2 separate regions of the Homo sapiens genome follow, and region 2 is linked to region 1. The links are chromatin contacts, found by Hi-C in ENCODE. All regions are on one chromosome and are shown on one strand. Each heading gives the region's core, a stretch centred on a gene start or an enhancer-like site at or near the end of the contact. The rest is flanking DNA. Distances are from core to core; before and after follow the strand shown.

The links. A loop is a pair of places that touch in the nucleus more often than their neighbours do. Pooled maps may share reads with other maps.
Region 2: a map of endothelial cell of hepatic sinusoid shows a loop between it and region 1 (2.8-fold over the local background). The contact joins the enhancer-like site here to the promoter of ROPN1 in region 1. A Hi-C loop is called at or near these places in 1 of 168 maps with a recorded cell type or tissue (endothelial cell of hepatic sinusoid) and 1 of 50 pooled maps.

The regions. Positions count from the first base shown.
Region 1 is chr3:123,990,659-123,994,212 of GRCh38, forward strand. It overlaps ROPN1 (rhophilin associated tail protein 1), which reads right to left and starts at 1,466. Exons shown (of 6, transcript NM_001317774.2): 1 at 1,264-1,466. RefSeq lists an enhancer at 1,238-1,754.
Region 2 is chr3:124,055,556-124,059,327 of GRCh38, forward strand. All of the region lies in intron 1 of KALRN (kalirin RhoGEF kinase), which reads left to right. Among named protein-coding and RNA genes, the nearest start is that of KALRN, 24 kb to the left of the region's middle. Within about 2 kb of position 2,101, at least 5 of the 41 ENCODE cell types and tissues checked have a DNase peak (open chromatin) inside an H3K27ac peak, as active enhancers do.

The DNA.
Region 1 (3,554 bases), core at 216-2,715:
ATTTTCCATTTTTAAATCTCTTGATAGTGTAGGTCTTCTTCAATTATACATTCCAGAGCTTATCCATAACCCCAACTCTTTCAATTCAATGCATTTCCTCCTAAGTGAAACCTACATGCCTCTCAATGTAAAATGGAGGCCAACATATACCTGCCAAGTGCTGAAGAATGTAGGTCTTAAAATAGACTATAGCCTTGTTTCAGGGATCTCTCACTTGGTTTTATTGGTATGGGCTAAACAGGGCTTCCGTTTCATAAATGAAAGTCTCCAGTAACATGAATGAAAGGCTCCAGGGCAGAATCTCAGAGGGTTTCTATGAGTATCACTTGGAACCAAGCACAGGCAACTGCACATCCCTGTTTGGGTTTGGAATTGGAGATGGTGGGTTTGGGATGTGGTTACTCTTGTTTGGAATACATTCTCCTCCTCTTAACAGGTTGATTCTTCCTTTGGAGGTCTGCTTAACCTTCCCTGATTACCCTGTCAGTTCCATTGTACATACCCTTCCAGAGCATCACTTACCTATCCTTAGTGTGATTCTTTGAGTAACATGTGTCTCCCCCAGCAAACTCCACGGCAGGACTGGTCAGTTTTTGCTCACCACACCATCCCAGTGCCTAGCCCAGTGCCTGGAACTTAGTGTTCAATAGGTACTAGTAAAAATGAATGCGTGATAGCAGTCTATGAAGTGCTAGCTATAAAATGAACACGTGATAGGAGTCTATGAAGTGCTAGGTATAAAATAATGCGTGATAGGAGTCTATGAAGTGCTAGGTATAAAATAATATGTGATAGGAGTCTATGAAGTGCCAGGTATAAAATAATGCCTGACAGGAGTCTATGAAGTGCTAGGTATAAAATAATGTGTGATAGGAGTCTATGAAGTGCTAGGTATGCCCATGACATCCACATGACAATTCACCCAGAGGTATTTTTATATCCCTGTCGCTGATGAAAAAGCAGAGGTGTGGCTCCTCGGTGGAGGGCTCTGATTCCAAACTCTTGAGCCTCCCAACCACTGTCCTCCGGGTAAGAAACCGTATAATAGTATTCTGGGTACAAAATACGCACACAAATTGGCCAGAAAGCCATAATCCCCCACAGTCACATTCTCTTGAAGATCCCCTTGCCTTCCCCTTGCCCTGTGAACAAGGAGAGGCTCAGAATCCAGGGGGCGTCCGGCAGGGCTCCTCCCTCAGACCAGCGCAGCCCTCGGGGCGCTCAGAGCCCTGCCCTCCCTCCACTTCCCCTCGGGGTGGCTACCTCAGGCTCGCTCCCAAACCGGCTGTCTGGCTTCAGGCGACACCTGGCGCCTGGCCTCAGGCGAGAGGTGTGGGGAGAGACCGAGTGCCTCCCACCCTTCTTAAGAAGGAGAGCAGTAGAACCTCGGCGGGGAGGGCAGCAGCGGCCGGGGGTGACAGCAGCGGCGGGGCACGACCGCCGTTAGCGTTAGACGTTAGCGCTCCGCCTTCGCCTGGCAAACCCTGCGCGGGCTCCGCTGCCAGGTCACCAGGGGTAGCGCCGGGCGCGACGTCACAGAGCCGCCCCGCCTCTCCTGCAGCGGCGGGTTCCCAGGGTCCCGCTAGGGCGCTGCTAGGGGACGCTGAAAGCTGTTTTGGGCTTTGCTGGTGGTGGAAGGACCAGACGGCCTGGAGGGTTAAGGACTGGGCTGGGGACGTTAGGAAACCCGGGCTGGGGGCGTTGGGGGTGGGGCGGAATGTGTAGCCATTGACGGTGCGCTTTTGTAGGTGAGAGGGCAGAAGTGGAGCTTGATCTTTCGGCTTGTGGAAAGTGGACAGGTGAGAATTCCTCAGGAATCATAGTAACAACACTTCTTACAATGAGTTTTTGGTGCCAGGAATTGTTCTAAGTGCATTACACACATGAACTCATTTCATCCTTACTGTCACCCCATGAGGCAAGTACTATTGTTATCCCCATTTTTACAGATGAGGGAACTGAGCACAGAGAGGTTAAACTTGTCCAAGATGACAGTCAGCAAGTGACAGAGTCAGGATCTGAATCTGGGTTGCGTGGTCCCAGATTCCTCACTCTTGACCTTATAATGCTAAGAAAGGGGCATGGAGTGGATAGGAACAGAGCCTGAGATGCCTGGGGACAACAGGGAAAGATAGAAAATATTTATAGGGTAGAATGTGGTCACTGTGCCAGGGCACTTTTACAAACATGATGACATCAAAGTTTCACAGTAAACTCTGAAGGTAGGTATTACCTTCGCTTTGGAAATAAAAAACAGGCTCAAGGCTTCGAGTAATTTTGCCTGTGATCGAACAGCTGGCAGTAGGGCTCAGGGCCCAACTTTACTCCAGGTCTTCCGGTTTCAAGACTGTGTGTGTGTGTGTGTGTGTGTGTGTGTGTGTGTGTGTGTGTGTGTGTGTGTTTTGAGACAGGGTCTTGCTCTGTTGCCCAGGCTGGAGTGCAATGGGGTAATCATGACTCACTGCAGCCTCAATCTCCTAGGTCTAAGCAATCCTCCCACCTCAGCCTCCCAAGTAGCTGAGACTGCAGGTGCTTGCCACGATGACAGGCTAATTTTTATATTTTTATAAACGGGGTTTTGCCATGTTGCCCAGGCTGGTCTTGAATCCCTGGGCTCAAGTGATCCACCTGCCTTGGTCTCCCAAAGTATTGGGATTACAGGTTTGAGCTACCGCACCTGGTCTCAAGACTGTTCGTTTTAAGCACCCAAGGAGGCAAGAAAAGCCCCATCTTTCTCTGCTACATCCCGTGTCACTTCACACCTATTTTAAAGGGGCCCATTGCATCATCTAATCCTTCATTCCATTTATACAACAGTGTGTATTAGTCTAAATAGATTAGTTCACCCAGGCCCTTCAAAGCTTTCTCTGTTTGTGAGATGAAAGCCTTTGTCTCTCCCTAAAGCAATTTTAAGCATCAGTGAACAAGTGGGGGAACTAGATTTTTGGGTTACGCATGCAGAAAGCTTTTCACAGCCTGTTGTCATCCATTTGTAAAGAGGCCACTCTGCTGGCATTTGTCAAAATCCTGTAGGTCCTTGCACACCTGGAGAATCCTGGATGGTCTGGGGATGGCCACTGCCCACAGGGCAAGATCTGGGGATGAAAGAAACCTAGTCACTAGCTATCACCTGCCTTTCTGAGGCCTCTGTGGAGGGGCTGCCAGGTGTTGGTATAGGCACTTGACAAACAGGGTGTGCCTTAGGTTGGGAGGGGGAGGCTGGAGGCTTGAGGGCTGCAGGTGCATCTTCCAGGATAACAAGAATGCTCTGGCCACTGGGGTCTGTTCTGTTGTATGCACATGGGATAAAGGTGTGCCAATCTCTTCCTGCTTTCATGCAGAGTAAATAATGCTGACAGGAGTGAATAATAATGATCTTTGTGCAGAAGAAGGGGTTTTTCAGACAAAGCACTAGCAGCTAGAGATGGGAGATGAAACAGAATAGAATTTTAGTGTAGCAAGTTAAACACAAGGGAGGAATTTCATGGGACTGTCTGACTGAGGCGATTTGATGTCTGTCTGTAGGAGGCCAGGTTGAGAGGCCTAGGTTAGAT
Region 2 (3,772 bases), core at 851-3,350, 66 kb after region 1:
ATGATTCTGGGCATTGAATAGGCCTGTTTGTGATTTCCCCCTTAGATTTTGGGTTTTCCTATGAGAAGGACCAAGGCAGCTCTCCAGTGGAGGTCCTCTCTGACAGACTCATGCGCTGAGTGTGTGATCACGATCACATGCTACTTTAGGTTTCCTGGAGGCCCTAGAGCCATAGAACTCCAGATTTGATGGGATCTGACTACAGAGATGGCACTATAAAATCCCATCCAAAATCTCTTTAGTACAGAGGATGAGGGCAATCGCTTTACATCTCTTGTAATCACTCTAGTGGGTGCCATTTTTTTCCCCATGCCAAGTCTTTTCCATTCCTGTGCATTGATTCTGCACCCAGGTACCCACCTTATTCATTCCTTCCAGGACCCTCAGTACTGAAGCTTTGTTCTCCGGGAGTTTTCCATTTCTGGGCTGTTGGATTTAATGTGACCTTCCTATATGTCAGGTTGAATGGTGAGAGCCTTGTGAATTCCTGGAGAGCCTTTGTGCAGATTAAGAACAAAGGAGGCAATTTATCTCTTCAAGCATCAGGACTTTTAACCCTGTGTTCTTTAACCTCCCTTTCAGGGTTGTTTAACTTTTTGCCAGCCCCTTGCCTTGCAGGTCTTGTGTATGCTGTAGTTGAGGGGGCATTTTACAGGATTGCTCAGCTTTTGAAAGGAAATTTGTTTGTGTTTATTTTTTTTTTGAGGGAGGAGAGGAATCTCCCAAAATTTGATCAGTGGAAGTCTGTCCTTTGGATGTCAGTGGAGACCTCGAGTCGTCTGGCTGCCTTGTGCAGTTCTATGTCTGTAGCGTGGTGCAAAGGGGTATGTCCCCAGCCTGGAGAGGGGATTCCTGTATGCTGCTCTCAGCTATTATGCACTGGTTTCCTTTCTGATTCTGGGCAGGCCACTGTACCTCTCTGGGCCTGAGTTTCTTCACTATAAAGTGAAAGTGCTGAAATGGATGATCACTGAGGTTCCTTTAATCTCTTGAAAGTCTATGGGGTCTCTGATAATTTAGGAGAAAGTCTTCCTTTGCTTATCTCAACTCTGGGAAAATGCATGTTATAATGGTTGTCTTATGCCTGGGAGTCCCTGTTCTCAGACATGACACACAAAACGTACAACAACCTGCCACTGGCTGGTATCTGTCCCTAGCTATTAGAAATCCAGCCGCAACAAACCTCCAGCCTTGCCAGTCTCTGGATGAGCTTTACAAGCTAAGTTCTGAGCCAATTACAGTATCCTTAGTTTATTTTTTGTAGGACCCACCAAATATTTATGGGCTTCCCAGGAAAGTTCAGTCAACAATTTTAGGGTAGCTATAATCTATGTGTAACAACTACTCTTCAACATGATTTGTTTCCTCTCTTAGTCTATAAAGAGGATTTTTTGAAAGGAGAAAAGTTTTGTTTGAATTTTCTCAGAAACTCCAAGTTCTTTAAATTGGATATTTGGCAAATCTTTTTCCCCAGAGTTATCCATGTTGGCTGGCCCTGCCAGATCTTTTTCCTCTCTCTTAGAGGGAGTTTTAACTGCCATTGATTTATCCCTTACCACATTTGGCTTTGTGAAGAGCTGGTGGGGAGGACGATCTGCAGACTGCTTCTTCCTCTGGAGATTAAGCCTTCAGGACCATATCCTGTACTTTTTCTTAGTGCCTCCCACCATACCGCCCCCACTTTTGCCACTCTGTCTTCAGGTATGAGTACATTATTCTGGAAGCTGGGCAGAGAGTGAGGAACTGGGATTGAGGGAACAGAAGCAAGTTTTAAAGGTCAAGAAATTCTCATAGTTTATAGAATGATCAAGAGTCAGAACCAGAGGGGGAAGCCTGGCCAGAGTCAGCAAGGGGCCAGGGATCAGGGAAGTAGATAAAGGCCAAGAAGATAAAATGGTGAAAGCTCAATCATGGAAGGCAGTATACGATGCATTCAGCATCCAGGGCATCTGCAGAAGCAGAAGGAGCAGGAAGAGAGAGGGGAAGCAGATGTGAGTTTAACTGCAGCAGTCCTTATTGATTGAGGAATCTTTTTGCTTTGGCCCTGCCTGCACTTGTGCGCGTGCCAAACTCCCAAGCAGAAGGAGCCTGGGCCTGGGTGGTGGAGCCCAGTGAGAGGACCTGGCCGAGGCACAGTTGTTGATGTCATCAGCTGCTGCCTCCCTACTTCTCTCTGGAACAAGTCATCCTGTGAGGCTCTGTATTTCTGCTGCTCAAGGACCCGCTGTCCTTTCCATCGGTGAGACTGCAAGTATCCAGGTTTATTCCCTAAGCCTGGGGTTTCAACTTGAGGGGTCAAACTACCTGGATACATTAAGAAAATGAGACTGGGCAACTGTATTAGTTCCTTTTCATGCTGCTGATAAAGACATACCCAAGACTGGGCAATTTGCAAAAGAGGTTTATAATGGATTTACAGTTCCACAATTATGGCAGAAGGCAAGGAGGAGCAAGTCACCTCTTACATGGATGGCAACAGGCATAGAGAGCTTGTGCATAAAAACTCCCATTTTAAAAATAATCAGATCTCGTGAGACTCATTCGCTATTATGAGAACAGCCCAGGAAAGACCTGCCCCCATAATTCAGTCACCTCCCACTGAGTTCCTCCCACGACAGGTGGGAAATGTGGGAGTTACAATTCAAGATGAGATTTGGGTGGGGACACAGACAAACCATATCAGCATCCAAATTCCCCATAGAATATTATCCTTTAGCTTGATGGTCTTTAGATGTGTAATTTCCCCACTTCAGTTCATGATAACAGAGCTGCCTATATATCTTTCTCTGTGTCTTTAGCTGATGCCCTATCTTTGTGTTCTTGAGTCCTTGGGATGAGTTCACTCATTTTGTTGGGTGGGCCAAAGGGTCTTTCTGGCCGCAAGCAGAACAGGTTGTGAACTAAAGATACCCATTTATCTTTGTGCTTTTATTCAGTAACCAAGAGGGGCCCTTCCTGCTTTTTGACCCAACTCTCCTCCAATTACCTTTTTCTTCTTTCTCAAGCTTGAAAGTTTTGAATCTACATATCTCTCTATGGTGCCTGAGAGCACTAGCCTTATCTGTGGCTTGGCTCAGCATGGCAGGCTTCAGCCTTGACCTGCAATTGGATTTTTCTGGGAATTTCTTACTAGAATTGATCCAGCCCAATTAAATCAGTAAGCTTCCCTGTAGTATCTGTCTTTTCACCCTTCACTCATAGATTTAACATCTCTTTTAACCTTTTCCAAATTGGACCATTCATCCTCCAGGCTGAAGATGAAAGAGTCTAGATTTATTTTATATATTTGTATATATTTTTAAAAAAACTATATTATTTCTATACTGTAAGCATTCAGGTTAAAGTTTGAATCTTGAAAGTAGCTTCTTTAAACATAATTGTGACAAATATCACTCTGTTGATTGTTAGTTTACACTTGTCTGAGACCAGCTCTAATTCCACTGGGTATGTGCTCCTTGTAATCCTCTTCCTTGTCCCTTCCTTCCTGAGACTCTCATTATAGAAGAAAAAAAAGGAATTGTGTAGTGTGGAGGTCCTTTAACTTTCTCAGTTCACGGTACCTTAACATCTCAGTAAGTTTTCTGTGGCACCCTTACGTGAAACAGAATACTTAGTAGATCTGTTGATTAAGTAGTTAGATCCAAACAACTTAATAAGTACTAATGTTCTAACAATCCAGTAGCCATTTGAAAAAAATGATGCATATAAATGAAAAGTATTTTCTTATTTATTTTTTGACAATTGTATGTATTTATGGTATACAACATGATGT